4 separate regions of the Homo sapiens genome follow, and regions 1, 2 and 3 are each linked to region 4. Evidence: chromatin contacts called from ENCODE Hi-C or POLR2A ChIA-PET data. All regions are on one chromosome and are shown on one strand. The core of a region is the stretch at or near the end of the contact, and the rest is flanking DNA. Distances in the headings are between cores, read along the strand shown.

Evidence for each region. A loop is a pair of places that touch in the nucleus more often than their neighbours do. ChIA-PET counts read pairs that join two places held with the same protein, here RNA polymerase II (POLR2A). Pooled maps may share reads with other maps.
Region 1: a map of HCT116 shows a loop between it and region 4 (4-fold over the local background). The contact joins the enhancer-like site here to the promoter of LINC00926 in region 4. A Hi-C loop is called at or near these places in 12 of 168 maps with a recorded cell type or tissue (B cell, GM12878, HCT116 and 8 more), 34 of 37 single-sample maps with no recorded cell type and 21 of 50 pooled maps.
Region 2: a map of B cell shows a loop between it and region 4 (3-fold over the local background). The contact joins the promoter of POLR2M here to the promoter of LINC00926 in region 4. A Hi-C loop is called at or near these places in 1 of 168 maps with a recorded cell type or tissue (B cell) and 2 of 50 pooled maps. POLR2A ChIA-PET finds 5 or more read pairs at or near these places in 3 of 52 experiments (activated B cell, activated CD8-positive, alpha-beta memory T cell and activated T-cell).
Region 3: a loop to region 4 is called in a map of dorsolateral prefrontal cortex, with 3 times the contacts of the local background. The contact joins the promoter of LINC03065 here to the promoter of LINC00926 in region 4. A Hi-C loop is called at or near these places in 5 of 168 maps with a recorded cell type or tissue (dorsolateral prefrontal cortex, heart left ventricle, naive thymus-derived CD4-positive, alpha-beta T cell and 1 more), 7 of 37 single-sample maps with no recorded cell type and 22 of 50 pooled maps.

The regions. Positions count from the first base shown.
Region 1 is chr15:57,014,362-57,017,801 of GRCh38, reverse strand. The region is part of intron 3 of TCF12 (transcription factor 12); the gene reads right to left. Among named protein-coding and RNA genes, the nearest start is that of TCF12, 97 kb to the right of the region's middle. Within about 2 kb of position 1,746, at least 2 of the 41 ENCODE cell types and tissues checked have a DNase peak (open chromatin) inside an H3K27ac peak, as active enhancers do.
Region 2 is chr15:57,704,640-57,708,027 of GRCh38, reverse strand. POLR2M (RNA polymerase II subunit M) reads right to left here and starts at 1,314. Exons shown (of 4, transcript NM_015532.5): 1 at 1,073-1,314. The coding sequence starts at 1,185. It overlaps GCOM1 (GCOM1, MYZAP-POLR2M combined locus), which reads right to left. Exons shown (of 17, transcript NR_104371.3): 14 at 1,656-2,094. RefSeq lists a silencer at 830-879 and an enhancer at 1,200-1,419.
Region 3 is chr15:56,885,387-56,888,797 of GRCh38, reverse strand. It overlaps LINC03065 (long intergenic non-protein coding RNA 3065), which reads right to left and starts at 1,730. Exons shown (of 2, transcript NR_183870.1): 1 at 1,628-1,730; 2 at 577-1,042. TCF12-DT (TCF12 divergent transcript) reads left to right here. Exons shown (of 4, transcript NR_015419.2): 4 at 874-2,628. RefSeq lists a silencer at 1,257-1,686 and an enhancer at 1,807-1,896.
Region 4 is chr15:57,298,758-57,302,062 of GRCh38, reverse strand. It overlaps LINC00926 (long intergenic non-protein coding RNA 926), which reads right to left and starts at 1,698. Exons shown (of 3, transcript NR_024433.1): 1 at 1,139-1,698. RefSeq lists an enhancer at 3,037-3,156.

The sequences.
Region 1 (3,440 bases), core at 497-2,996, 280 kb after region 4:
AGGAATTCATTGCAAGGTATGACTTTTTAAAATCTAAAGAATGAGGCAATGTTCAGGCAAAAAAAAAAAAAAAAAGAAAGAAAATTAGACCTTCTCACATCTCCTGAGGTTGCTTACAGTTTAACTGGTGGGTTTTAAAAAATATTACCAATAATTCTGCACTGAACATCTTTGTATGCCTATTTTGATATACCTACTTTGTATACCTACTTTTGCACATATATTTAAAGTAAACAATGTTGGGCTAGCATGCTAAAGCAGGGCCCTGCAAACTTTTTCTTAAAGGAACAGTTAAGAATTATTTTTGGCTTTGCCCATATGGTTCTGTTGCAACTACCCAATTGTGCCTTGTAGTGCAAAAGCAATGATAGGCAATACCAATAAATATTGGTGCGGCTATGTTACAACAAATCTTCATTTACAAGAAATAAGCAGTGAGCCAGATTTGTCTCAAGGGCGATAACTTGTGACTCTCCTTAAGTCAGCTAGAGGGCATATACATTTAAATGGCATTGCTAGGCTGAAGGGTATATGCCTTTGAAATTTTTATTTACTTCTCAAATGGATCTTTTATTACATGGGGCTACGAGGCCCTCAAATGGACACTCTAGAGAGAGCACCCATAATCTCAGTGTCAACTGTGTCAAGGGCCTGAGATTTTGCCCTACTTGTAAACTAACAAGGTAGCCTGCCACCCTTTCAAGGATGAAGGTAGAAGACAGGAGACTCAGATCAGAGACAAATGACTTTATTAGTCACATCCCAGCAAGAATATATCAGCATATTTGCATCAGTTCCCTTATCCCCACTGTCATGACAGCAACACGGATGAGCCCAAATGGATGTCTGCATGCCCAGTGCGTTTACAGGAAAGGAAGCCTGAGTTTAGGAAGCCCAGATCTATAATGCACAGTAAGTATGGCTGACTTTTGCTCTGGAGAGATAAATTCTCTCTCCATATACACAGTAAACATACCTGCCCTTTGTTCCAGAGGGAGAAACTATGTCTACTTTCCATGGCTGTTTAGTATACAAGCATCCTTGAAAGGACAGTCCAAAACAAAGGCAGTCAGTGCTTCTGCTTGTAAAACATGGAAATGCAAGAGGCCCAAGGAAAATCACCTTCTAACAATATGTACCCTTTGCTTCTACATTGTCTTAGGCTCCCAGTCAATTTTTCTATAAGTATGCCATTCTATCAACCAAGCTGATTAATCTGACCAACAAAGGGAGGACCAAATGTATTTAATTTGCCTTATGAATTATGTAATTAAGGCTACTACAAACAGGAACTCTGAGCAGCAAGGTGAGGTCAATCTACAGTACTGACTTCCACTAGGTCCTCTAGGGTCTTGGACAAAATCAGCTAAACAAATCCCATAAACCATCAAAGTCTACCTTAGAAATTCAACTGGCTTCCTCCTCATGTTTCTGTGTTGACCTTTCCACTTAAACTAAAGCATTAATCCAGGTATAGGAAGATGCATTGGCAATTACACAGAATCTACCTTGTAATCTGTCTGGCCCATGAAGAAGTCCCAGGCAATTCTATCATACATAACAATTCTGGCTAGTGACTTGATGCTGACCTGAATACCTTTTAGAGATAAAATCCTAACACTAATCATTTCAGCTGAAGTCAGGGACTGATTTCATAATACCTATCCTAACCGGATGACTCCATCCTAGAGATAAACTACCTGCAGGGTACACGTAAATAATGAATGAGTCAGCCCCTCCAGGAAATTCCCCCAAGTAATCTAGGTTAGCCTGATTTTGGAGAAATCTCAGCAATCATATGAGAACTATATGATGTTTCCTTAAATACCTAAAGGTCTCTTAAAATCACTCTTACAATACAAGTCATTATGTTTCTGGTAAGGGGGCAAATTAATGTCTGGCTTCTATATAAGAACTAAGGGACCAAGAAGTCATGAGATCGCCCTGGAAAGAAGTGTTGTTTACAATGGTTGGAACTCCACAAGTAAGATATAAATCAGTCAGGGCACAAGCCCACAGTACTTCAAACAAGGTCTTCCATCAGAATAGTGTGGCTTAGCATTCTTATTTTAGTTCAAATAACTGAGTCTCTAAGTCCTTGTTTTTTTGGAGAAACTGTCTAAGAAACATGACATGGGGCTATGTAGCCCACAAATGGACACTCCAGAGACAGCACCCATAATCTCAGTGTCAACCATGAAGGGCCTGAGATTTTGCCCTACTTCTAAACTCAGCCAAACCTCAGCCAGCCAAACCTCTCCTGTTTGTCCACACAACAGCAAGGTGGCATTCAGCCACTTTATGGAATAACTGAGCAATGGCTACAAAAATGGGGGTGGGCAAGACATCTGAAGATATTGACAGCTATTTTGCATGGAAGGTTAGAGTGCTGGGGCCATCATTGGTTATGGGGAATGAAAACCAAAACATGGGCTGAGCCATCTGGAAACGGGTGGGAGACTTAGCACTATGTTAAATTTAAAGCATCTGAATTTTGGTTTTGGTTTTTCACTTAAGACAAGGTCTGGCTCTATCGCCCAGGCTGGAGTGCAGTGGCACAATCTTGGCTCACTGCAACCTCTGCCTCCAGGGCTCAGGTGATCCTCCCACCTCAGCCTCCTGAGTAGCCAGAATTACAAGTATGTACCACCATACCCGGCTAATTTTTTATTTTTTGTAGAGACAGGGTTTCGCCATGTTGGCCAGGCTAGTCTTGAACTCCTGAGCCCAAGCAATCTGCCTGCCTCACATCCCAAAGTGCTGGAATTACAGGTGTGAGCCACCACGCCTGGACTATTTAAGGCACTTGTAACTGTTGATAATAATCTCCTCCTCAGACTCAGACCCTTCATCTGGAAGAGTCACTGCAAAAGAAACGAGAACATTAATAATAATAATAATAATAACAATAATAATAATAATAATAATAATAATAATAAAGGTCCAGAGAACCATTATACCTCCCCACCCCCATATCTTGACCCATAAGGACCACTGTAGGGAAACTTAGTTATCTGTATATTCACCAAATGGTTATCATACTTCTGACCTGACTGTCAACCCTGCAGAAGAATCTGAGTTGTTGAGCCAGAAATAATTCTTAATCCCCTAAGACCCCTTTAGGTAGGCTGCCACCTGGAGGGTGTACCTAGCAGGCTGGCCTGTGGCAACCTCTGAGAGAAAGAAAAAGAAAAAGACATCATGCCCAGGAATTTTCAAAATACATCTATGTAACTCCCAAGGTCTTTCATCCTGATCATTAACCAGGAAGCAGCAAATAGGACATGTTCCCTCTCTGGGGATAGGCCACATTCAAGGGACCAAACTGCTTACTAAGGACCAGGAGGAAATGAGAGAAGGTCAGAAATTTTTTTTTTTTTGAGTCAATTTTGTGACCACTCCAACACTCAACAATATTGGATTTCCACTGATGGTAGGGA
Region 2 (3,388 bases), core at 65-2,564, 410 kb before region 4:
CAACCAATTATTTATTTGTCCCTTTTGCTGGATGACAGAGTTCCTTTTCTGATTCCCTTTTCTTTAACTATACAATAAATGGAAAGAAAAAATTACACCTTAAGTCCTCTGTTCTTTTTGACACTACATTCATCCCCACAATTTCAACTATTAACAACACTCTACAGCTGAAATTCCTGTTTTCTGTATTTTTCCAGGGTTCTCTCTTTCTTGAGCCTCATGACTACTTCTCCAGCTTTTAAGTGTTTGGTTTTCGATTAACCAAATGTCTGTCCTGCTCTCCTCTCAACTCTGCACACCCTAAGTAAAATCAACCTTGGATCTATTCCTCTCCCTGAATTTTCCTATTTTTGCTAGTGGTCTTCCATATAGATTGGAAACTTCAGCCATCTCTGTCAACTGCATTTAAATTAGTCCATGCTTAAAAGTTCTCCCAATCCCTTCCTAGCTCACTTTCTTACAAGTGTCTCGTGGGAAGTCTCTCTGAAAATATCCTTCTACTGTCTTCTGCTTTTTATTCCTTCAAACCATCTTTTGCAACAAGCTGCTGAACAAAGCTGCCTAAAAAACAAAATCACTTTTATTACGTGGCTCCCTTGCTAAAATCCGTTCAACCAGCCAGCTGAATGAGGGTCGAACTTTCCCGGCCTAATAAACCCCTCTTCATATCCCACTCTTCCCATTTCCTACGGTTCCTGTAAGCTTAGAATCCAGAGATGAAGCTGACAATCTGTTATGGGTTAGGGGTGCGGGCGACAAAAGGGTTTAGAAAGCAGACTCATGGAACCACCACAGTCCCCGGGTAAATAAAACCGACCAGGGGCTACTAACTCCCTGCAACGCCAGGTAGCCGTTCAATCCGAGCTATCCTCGCAGGCATACGTGCCTGGCCAGGAAGAGGCACGGCTCTGCCGCAGCAAGCCCTCCGTCCACTCGCCCGTAGGACTGAAGCGAATGTGACTGAGTCAAAGTCACCTTCCAGGGAAGGGAACAGAGTGCGGGAGGGGAGGGGAGCGCCCAGGGAGCTCGAGCTGAAGGAGCCTGGCGGAGACTCCGCGGGACCCCAGCTTACTCGTTGCGCAAAAGTCTCTCCTGGCGCTTCAACATTTCCCGCAGCTCCACCAAACTCCGCTGCGCCAAGTCCTCGGGAGCTTGGGGCTCGAAGCCGCGGGGCAGCGAGCACATTCTGCGCGGGCTGAGGCTGGCGCGGCGGCGGGCACTCGGCTTCCTCGGCAGGCCCCGCTACTAGCGCCGGATCCGCGGACGGCGGTGACTCCGGGGCACGAGCGGGAGTCGCCATTTTCCCGGAAGAACGGGGTCTTCTTCGAGCCGAATCGAGCTTTATTGAAATTCCGGAAACAAACACGGACTGGGAGAAGGGGGCGTCCGCAGGAGCGTTAAAGGGCGGAAGTTACGTCGGATGACGCCGGCTCCTTGGCTTGGCGCCCTTTCCCCTTGTGTGAGCATTCATGCGGTCATCAGCTGTTCGTCGGTTTATACAAAAAGTATTCAGCGCCAGCGTGACCTCACCAAGCACTATGTGTCAGTCAACAAATAGCAACGTCCTGTGTTATACTTGGGGTTTACAGAGTTGGCGGGGGGATGGGGGGAGGGAGAATCAAATTATGATATAATAGTAACGTTGGGATGGGCACCTGGGAAGATATCTCTGAGAAGTGGTTCAAGTCGAAACTTGAAAGATGAGCTGGCCATTAATAAGGTGGGAGAGAGTGCGGGACAGGATTTGGGAGACTCTGGCCTGTGCGTGGTGCCTCCGGCCTGTGCGTGGTGCCTCCTAGCTCAGCTTAGGGACGTCCTGAAATTGTTAAAGTTGGAAGGTTCCTCAGAATCAGCGATTTTTCTTGGGGCTCAATGCATTTGGAGAAGGACTTCATTTGTAGCACCGCCTCAAGCATTGTTAAGACATTTGGTGTTTCTGGCTTCTGCCTGCTAGGTGCTATGGCACTCCCAAGTCATTGCAACAATCCAAAATGTCTCCTCCAACATACATTTCCAAAGGCCCACAAGAGGTGATGAGGGAGTGGGAGCAGCTGTACAAACTCGTTGAGGACCTTTTCGAATTTTCTACTTTGCCTATAGAAAAACAGAGGCATGAAAACTGAAATAAATATTCCCAGGGCACAAAACCAGTAAGTGACAGCACCAGATTTCAAACTCAAAAGCCCAGCCCCTTTTCCAACACACCAATTTGAAAATCCCCTTCTTCACTTTAGGCCTATTTCCAAATGTGTAAAACTGTTGAAAAGACTTCCCTCCGCCCCCCCCCACCCCCGCCACCTCCCCAGCTGTTGAGAAGAAGGCAGCTTAATAGGTATTGGACACAGCTTTTACCTTCTCGTTATAGTTCAGCTACCAGAGGTGCATCCCAGTGGAAAGAGTAGGAAGACATGCAGTCACAGCAGATGTCACTTGGGAGGTTTGAACACCCCCATAACCCACCGCCCTCCCCCGATTTTTTGATATAGGAAATTGAAGTTGTCTCAATCCTGTGTAAGATGCTATATAAACACAAGCAGCTCTGTCCTAAAGAGACAGAAGATCTAGGTAAACTCCAAAGCTATTCCAGGGAGCACAATTGCAACCATTTATCTATCCCCCCAATCTGGTCCATTCTGATCAGATTCATTAATATATCAAAATAAGTTTTCTCTGTATAAGACTTGCTTTCAAGGACGTTAATAACGTGCTGCAGCATTGGCTGAATGAGAAATAGGTAAGGTCCTCGAGTCAGGTGGTTGTCTGTGGTACTGACAAAAAAAAAAAAAAAAGACTCCGTAAAATGTTGAAGAGATGTATTCTGTGCCAAATATGAGTGACCATGGCCCGTGACACAGCCCTCAGGAGATCCTGAGAACACGTGCCTAAGGTGGTTGGTGCACAGCTTGGTTTTATACATTTTAGGGAGACATGAGACATCAATCAAATACATTTAAGATAAACATTGGCTTAATCCACAAAGGTGGGACAACTCAAAGCAGAGCGGGTGTGGGGCAAGATGGGCTCCCAAGTTATAGGTAAATTTAAGTTTTTTTCTGATTGGTAATTGATTTAAAGGAATGTCTAGGTTAGCATAAGAACTTGTGGAGACCGAAATTTTATCATGCAGATGAAGCCTCCAGTTAGCAGGCTTCAGAGAAAGTAAGTTGTGTTTCTTATCAGACTCAAGGTATATGTGTTGATATTAAATGCTGTGTAGCTTTTCCTGGATTCTAAAAGAAAGAAGGGCATAATGAGGCATGTCTGACCTCAGCTTCCCATCATGGCCTAAGCCAGTCTTTTAGGTTAAATTTGGAGGACCCTGGACTACAGGAGGAAGTCCATTCAGACGGTTGAGGGCGGACCTTCAAATTTTATTTTTGGTTTACAG
Region 3 (3,411 bases), core at 481-2,980, 410 kb after region 4:
ATGTAGTGTCTGGTGGAGACACAGGAAGAATGCAGGACACTTTAGTGCATACAAAACTTAGAGAAGTTTCAAATTATGTTAAAAGTAAATGCCAAGCATGCACATACTCATCACCCCATCTCCAGCCTTATTTCTAACTGTTTTTCTGGCTTACTGCACAGCATTCACATTGGCCTCCTTTCTACTAATTCAGACTCACCAAACTGTCTCTGGCTGCAGAGCCTTGGCACTTGCTCTTACTTCTGCCCAGAATCTTCTCCCCAACCCCCCCAACCCCAATATTTGCTTGGCTTTCTACCTCATTTATCTAGACCTCTGTTTAAACATAACTTCCTCAAAGAGGCCTTCTTCAATCAACTTATCTAAAATATAAAATAATGTTCAACTCTCATCTGCATACTTCGTCCTTCTGCTCTTTTTCTTCATAGCGCTCTTCCCTACATGACATTATACAATTGTATATGATTGTAAATGTACTATCTCCCCCACTAGAGCAACTGTAATGAGGTTCCATGAGTGCATTCGTTTTACTCACTGACGTATGTCTGATAAGTAGAACAGAGCCTGGAACAAACAAAGCCTTCAGTAAGAGTTTATTTCATGATGAATGAGTGAAATGCAGTAATTAAGATGAAAAGAAAAAAAATCACAAGAGGTCCAAGTTTAAGTCACAATTCCTAGAACATGCCTATCATTTCACCCAAAAACTCTGCTTAAGGCTCTCATTCTGGCTGCATCTCCTCAAGGGGAAGGGAATTAAGGGAAGTTTGCTACTGCCAAGGAAGGGACTTGGGATACTTTCCTGGATGATAGTGGTAAGAATGCTGTTTTCTCCACAATTACTTCGTTAATAAGAGACATGTCCAATTCCAGACTTCACAGGGTTCCTTCTCCAGCTGAGCTCCAAGTGGAGCTTTGAGAGAAAAACAGAAGGGTGATGGCTAGAAGACTCAGGCTTCCAAAGTATTCCTCTCCTGAGTATCAGCTACCAGGTGAATTTCACAATGAGGATGACAACTTGGAAGGGGCAAGAGTCACGTGCCTGAGGGGAAAGGTCACCAGGGTGCAATCTCTGTTAATCCTTCTCTATACCCAGCTTCCCGATGCGGCCTGTACAGAAACAAGCACGCAGGCACTTAAGAGGACAGTGGTTTCACCGTGTCCCTCCCGGCGGCGCTCCCCACCTTTCCTTCCTCCCCACACGCCCCTCCCAGGCTGCAGGCTTAGCAGCCGACTTCCGCTGATCCCGGCTGGAGGGAGCCTGGAATCCAATTACTCTTCCCTAGGGAGCGCAATCCACCCGTCTGGCCGCAAAGAGCGGAGCCGGGGTCCGAGAGCCGCACAGGCCGGCCCTGCTCCGCCCGCCCCCACTTCCCGCCACCCCTGCCTCGGGCTCGGCAGCCCGGGCGGGGCGAGCAGAGCCGCGTAGAGGTGCGCGGCACTGCCGCCGGAACTATTTGTCCTTCCGCGCGCGGCCCGGCCCGGCGGGGCGAGAGGTTCGCGGCGCTGCATCCCGGGCGCCGACGTCAGCCGGGCTGAGTGGCAGGAGATTAGCCAAGGGCTTCCCCCGCCGCGCGTCCGGGCCAATCGGCTCCGCGGGCGGTGCTCCAGGGACGCGCACACGCACTTTCCAGAATCCACGCCTCCCAGCAACAGCCTCCAGCACCGCGACGCTGCCCTTCCGGCCCGCTTTCTTCGTCCGGCCTGCTACGGCTGCGGGCTTGGACCCTGGCCTCTAGTCTCCTGCGTGCTGCTCCCTAAAGTGACAGGGAAACGGGGCAAGAGGTCCAAGGGTTCCGTAGGAGAAAGAGTATCTGTGGCTCTCCCACCGTCCCGGCTTCCCTAACGGACTAGGGAGTGAAGCTCTGGAGATGGATCTTTGGGAGGAAAAAACTGGACCTCTCTTCGGGTTCTTTAGAGTTTAGGTGGAGAACTCTTTCAGTACCATTGAGTGTTCTCTAGTAAGAGGATCTTACACTGTTGGGTTTCTCACTTGCTTTAAAATTGTGGTCAGAGTACTTCATAAATCCTTTCCTTTCTGCATCTGGGGGAAGGAAAAAAAATGCAACACTCTCTTTACACATTGTCAGACTTTCGAGGCCGCAACGCAACTGACATACATGCTAGAAGGAGAAAGTGCTATATTATGCCTTGTGTCCTCTTTTGAATCACATTCTCCTGAGATGTGGCTGACCCTTAGGCCCATGGTGTTCCTGAATGTGATTGACATGCGTAGTTAGCAAGCTAGTGAGAGAGAACCAGGAAAATTGCTATCAAAACAATTACATACAGGGACATCAGAACAAACGCTTGAGACCACTGGGGAATGAGGGACCATCCCAGTTCTGCCACGGATGCCTTCGGGGATGGTGGCCAAGTCAGATCTTTGTGTCTTGTTTCTTCGTAGCAGATTGAATAGAACTATCTTCACCACACTCACTATTTCAAAGTGTGTTATAAACATTTCACTTAAGGTGAAAATGTTGAAGGTTTTATTTTGGGTGGAGGGAAGGTGGTGCCATTGAAAGGCACTCTCTGAAGGGAAGATTCTGTAAAAGGAAGCCATTTTATCTGCCTACAATTTGGTCATTTCAAAGAAATTCAATGTATATGTGTTAAGACTAATTTATATGCTGAGTTGTGTGCTATGTGGTCTTCATAAGAGTTATAATCTAGTAAACCCAGCTAACTCCTGCATTCTCAAACGGTTTCCCATGCCTGTGCCAGTTTCCATCCCTAAATTCTCGGCAGTTTCATTCCCTATTTCTGCTCAAAGGCTACAAACCATTGCTAGTTACAGGTACAGAACGGTGCTGCGGTGGGAGCTCCCCACTTGAGTCTAAACTGTGGCTGGAGTTCAGACGTGTGGATGTATCTGTGGAACTGATAGGGCAAGGCTCTAGAAGCCAATTGACTGGAGCGATTGAGGAGCCTCCTGGGACAGAACAAATCTTTGAGGAAGAAGGAGCCAGACACACTGAGCTTGAGCTAGGAACAAAGATAAAGTCTTGGGAAGGGAGGGGTCCTTTTGCATTCAGCCTTGTGTCCTGGCCCTTGTCTGAATCCAGTAGGAGTTGGGGAGGGGGAAGAAGATGGAAGGAGGCTATAAGTGAAAACTGAAATATCTGTTTCAAACTTTTTAACTTCCAGATTTCACATTCATAACACATGCCCTCACTTCTTCCTTTAGTAGAAAAAAAAAGGTATGAACAAAAGTGCAAACAACAGGAAACCTGACTAGAGGTGGAAATTTGAAAAATATGGAATTTATTATCCCATAAAATAAGAAGTTTGGAGAAAGGTGGTTCCACTATTGGTTGGTCAAATAACTTAGGGAAGTTGTCCGAGATTGAAGTGGGATTCTTCTTTCTGCTCTGCCATCTTCACATGATGGTAATTTCTCCTGTCATG
Region 4 (3,305 bases), core at 449-2,948:
TCATATTAAAAATGATTTGTAATTGAATAATTGATTGAATGAGGGAATGGACATTAAACTGAGGATTACCTGGAAAATCTGATTTATTATCTGATTTCTACCAATGGGACCCAGGGTCAATGGCTGGAGGAAGCTTTTAACATCCTACCAATTCAAAGGGACTCCTGTCTTGGTGAGAGCCTCCAAATGGGTTGATTGAGAATTCAGTGCAACTTAGCAAGTATAAGAATCCACGTACAGTGGAGGGGTCCCTGCTCTAAAACTCCCACCACATTGGGCCCGCAGTCCCCCAGACCAATATTTGTGATTGCAAAACCACTGCTCCTATTATTAGCATGACTGGCTCTGTCACCACAGTCAGGTCCTCCCTGACTTGGGCCCTCTCTGGGTTAACTTCTCCCTCCTTAGGTCCCAGCATCCTGTGTCCTCACCCTGGAGAGCATATGCTACAATACCTTAAAATTTCTCACCACCTTCTTGGCCTCTACTGCTGGTCTGAGTGGTGGCCATCTTCAGATCTCCTTTGGCACCCAGTACCCCACATGTTTTAGGGATGAGGGAGAAGAAGCAGGGGGTGCCAGAGCTCAGCTTCAGCTCTTCCTGGCAGGGAACTGGAGCTCGAGACTGAAATGTATTTTGTTACTTTATTTATTCAGAGATGGAGTCTCGCTCTCTCACCCAGGCTGGAGTGCAATGGCGCAATCTTGGCTCACTGCAACCTCTGCCTCTGAGGCTCAAGCGATTCTCCTCCCTCACCCTCCTGAGTAGGTGGGATTACAGGGGCCTGCCACCATGCCCAGCTACAATTTTTTTTTTTGTTTTATTTTCTAGGGGAGATGGGGTTTCACCACGTTGGCCAGGCTGGTTTCAAACTCGTGACCTCAAGTAATCCGCCTGCCTTAGCCGCCCAAAGTGCTGGGATTGCAGGCATGAGCAGCCGAGTCTGGCCTATTTTGTTACTTTAACTTATTATGAAAGTTTCCTAATGCACATGAAAGTAGGTGAGAATCAAAATTAAACTTTCATGTATCTTCGTCTAGTTTCACTAATTATCAACATTCTGACATTCTCACTTTGTCTACCATGTACTTTTGGCTAGAATATTTAAAAAATAAATGACCAGTATCATATGACTTACCCGTAAACACTTCAAAATATGAGCTTGAGATGTAGAATCACTGATTTTGGGGTTAAATGAACCTCAAAAGTCCTCCTGTGTTCAAATGGGCCTGGGCTTGGAAGCTCTGCAGTGGGTGCCCGGCTCTTGGAGACCCCGGCCACAGCGGGAGGGGGATACAACGTGGATGCTGGAATCAGCTCTCTGCCTGGATCCTGGGAAAACGCCCCCTGGAGTGATTGGCTTAGTTCTTCTTGGGCCCATCACAGTTCATCCAAGTAATCCACTTGCTTCCTGTTCTCCAACTCCTCTGTCACGTGCAGCCATTTCATCTTCACACCACACCCTTGTGATTTAGGGAGTATCATCTCCATCACGCCTGTAATCCCAGCACTTTGGAAGGCCAAGGAGGGCAGATCACGAGGTCAGGAGTTTGAGACCAGCCTGACCAACATGGTGAAACCTCGTCCCTACTAAAAATACAAAAATTAGCTGGGAGTGGTGGCGGGCGCCTGTAATCCCAGCTACTCAGGAGGCTGAGGCAGGAGAATTGCTTGAACCCAGGAGGCGGAGGTTGCAATGAGCCGAGATCACGCCACTGCACTCCAGCCTGGGTGACAGAGCGAGACTCTGTCTCAAAAAAAAAAAAAAAAATTTCCCCCACCCCTTATTATTTGCATATTACAAGCAAACCAGTTTATGCTCGGAGAGGCTAAGTGACTTGCCCAGGGTTACCCAGGTAGTGGAGGGAGAAGCAGAATTCCCACCCAGCTCTGCTGAACTCCGATGCCCTAGCTTGCCTGGTGGCACCCACAACCGGCCCTCAGTGTCCACTTCTGAGTTTAGCCTGGGCAAGAGACTGGTCCATAAACGACTTCCTGCCCAGTGGTAAACAGTGGAAGGCAGGCTCCTGTGTTTCTCGTGGTTGGTGGTAATCGCTGCTTTTGCAAAGTGGCTTTTGGGGAGGAGAGGTTTTAGGAAGTGTGTTAAATGAGGGGGGAAGTGTTACTTGGGGGTTTCCCAGCACTCAACACGCACACTGCAGGGGCTGCCCTCCCCCGCAGCACACTGGGAGAGCCTGTCCTCCAGCGCTGCCCACGCCCGGCCGTGGGTCTCATTCCCCACTGGATCTCCTGTCTTTGATGTCAAATATACCCAATTCATCTCTTTCATATCACTACAAAGGAGCCTCCTAATTACTCTGTTTAGACAGCCTCTTCTCCAAATATTAAACATTTGGTCTTCCCAGGCCCCCCAAGCATTTAATATCATCAAGGTTGTTGCGAAATCCACTTTTCCCCCAACTGGTGGGCAGATTCCTTTCTCTCTCCATTCCCAGCCTCCCTGGGCAGATCTGGACAAGTCACCCCACATATTCTTTTCCCAAGCAGGCTGCCCTTGGGACACAGCCCTTTTCTTCTGGTGAGAGGGTCGGAGCAGTGGGGTGGACCTTGAGCGTTTTCTTGAATCTCAGCCCTGTTGGGAAGCCCTGGAGAAGCCTTGGGGAGACCCAAGGACTCAGGGGTGACCTGTCATGCCTGACGCAGGTATGTGGGGCATCTCCACCTTTGGTGGTGGCAGGCCCAGCACCAAGTCCAGAACGTTTGCTGGCTGGTGGGGAAACAGAGACTTCCTGGTTCCAGATCAGAAACTGCCTTGAGTAGCTGCATCTCTCCAGACACCAGATGCTCGGTACCTGAGGCTCCCATAGCCTCTCCTCCTTCAAAAGAAAGAAAGAAAAAAAAAAGCACTCTAATCCTGGAACCCGTCCCCATCCCGAACCTCCACGGCCTTGCCACCGCTTCCTTAGGTAGAGAAGTCGGCTCACATTTCTTCCTACTCAACAGCTGCTAGTGTTCGCCCTTCTAATGCCTCCCTCCTGGTCCCATGGGCCTTTGCCAGCTGATGTCATGGCACAGTGCTATGTCATAGGTCTGTGCTATGCTCCCTGTTCTGCTCTCTCTTCATGGTGTGGCTGGTCCCCAGAAGGACTCTGTGGCTTGGGACTGCTCCCCAGACATCCCTCCTGTCTCCTCATGGGCCTTGTTGCTCTGGCTGAGCAGAAAACAGCCTCCCCATTCCCCCGGCCCCACACCAACGCGGGGGTCAAGGAAGGTTTCCAAAGGGACATTTGAGCAGAATCTTTTCCTTCTCTCCTTCCCTTTCTCCTTTCCCTGCCTTCCCATCT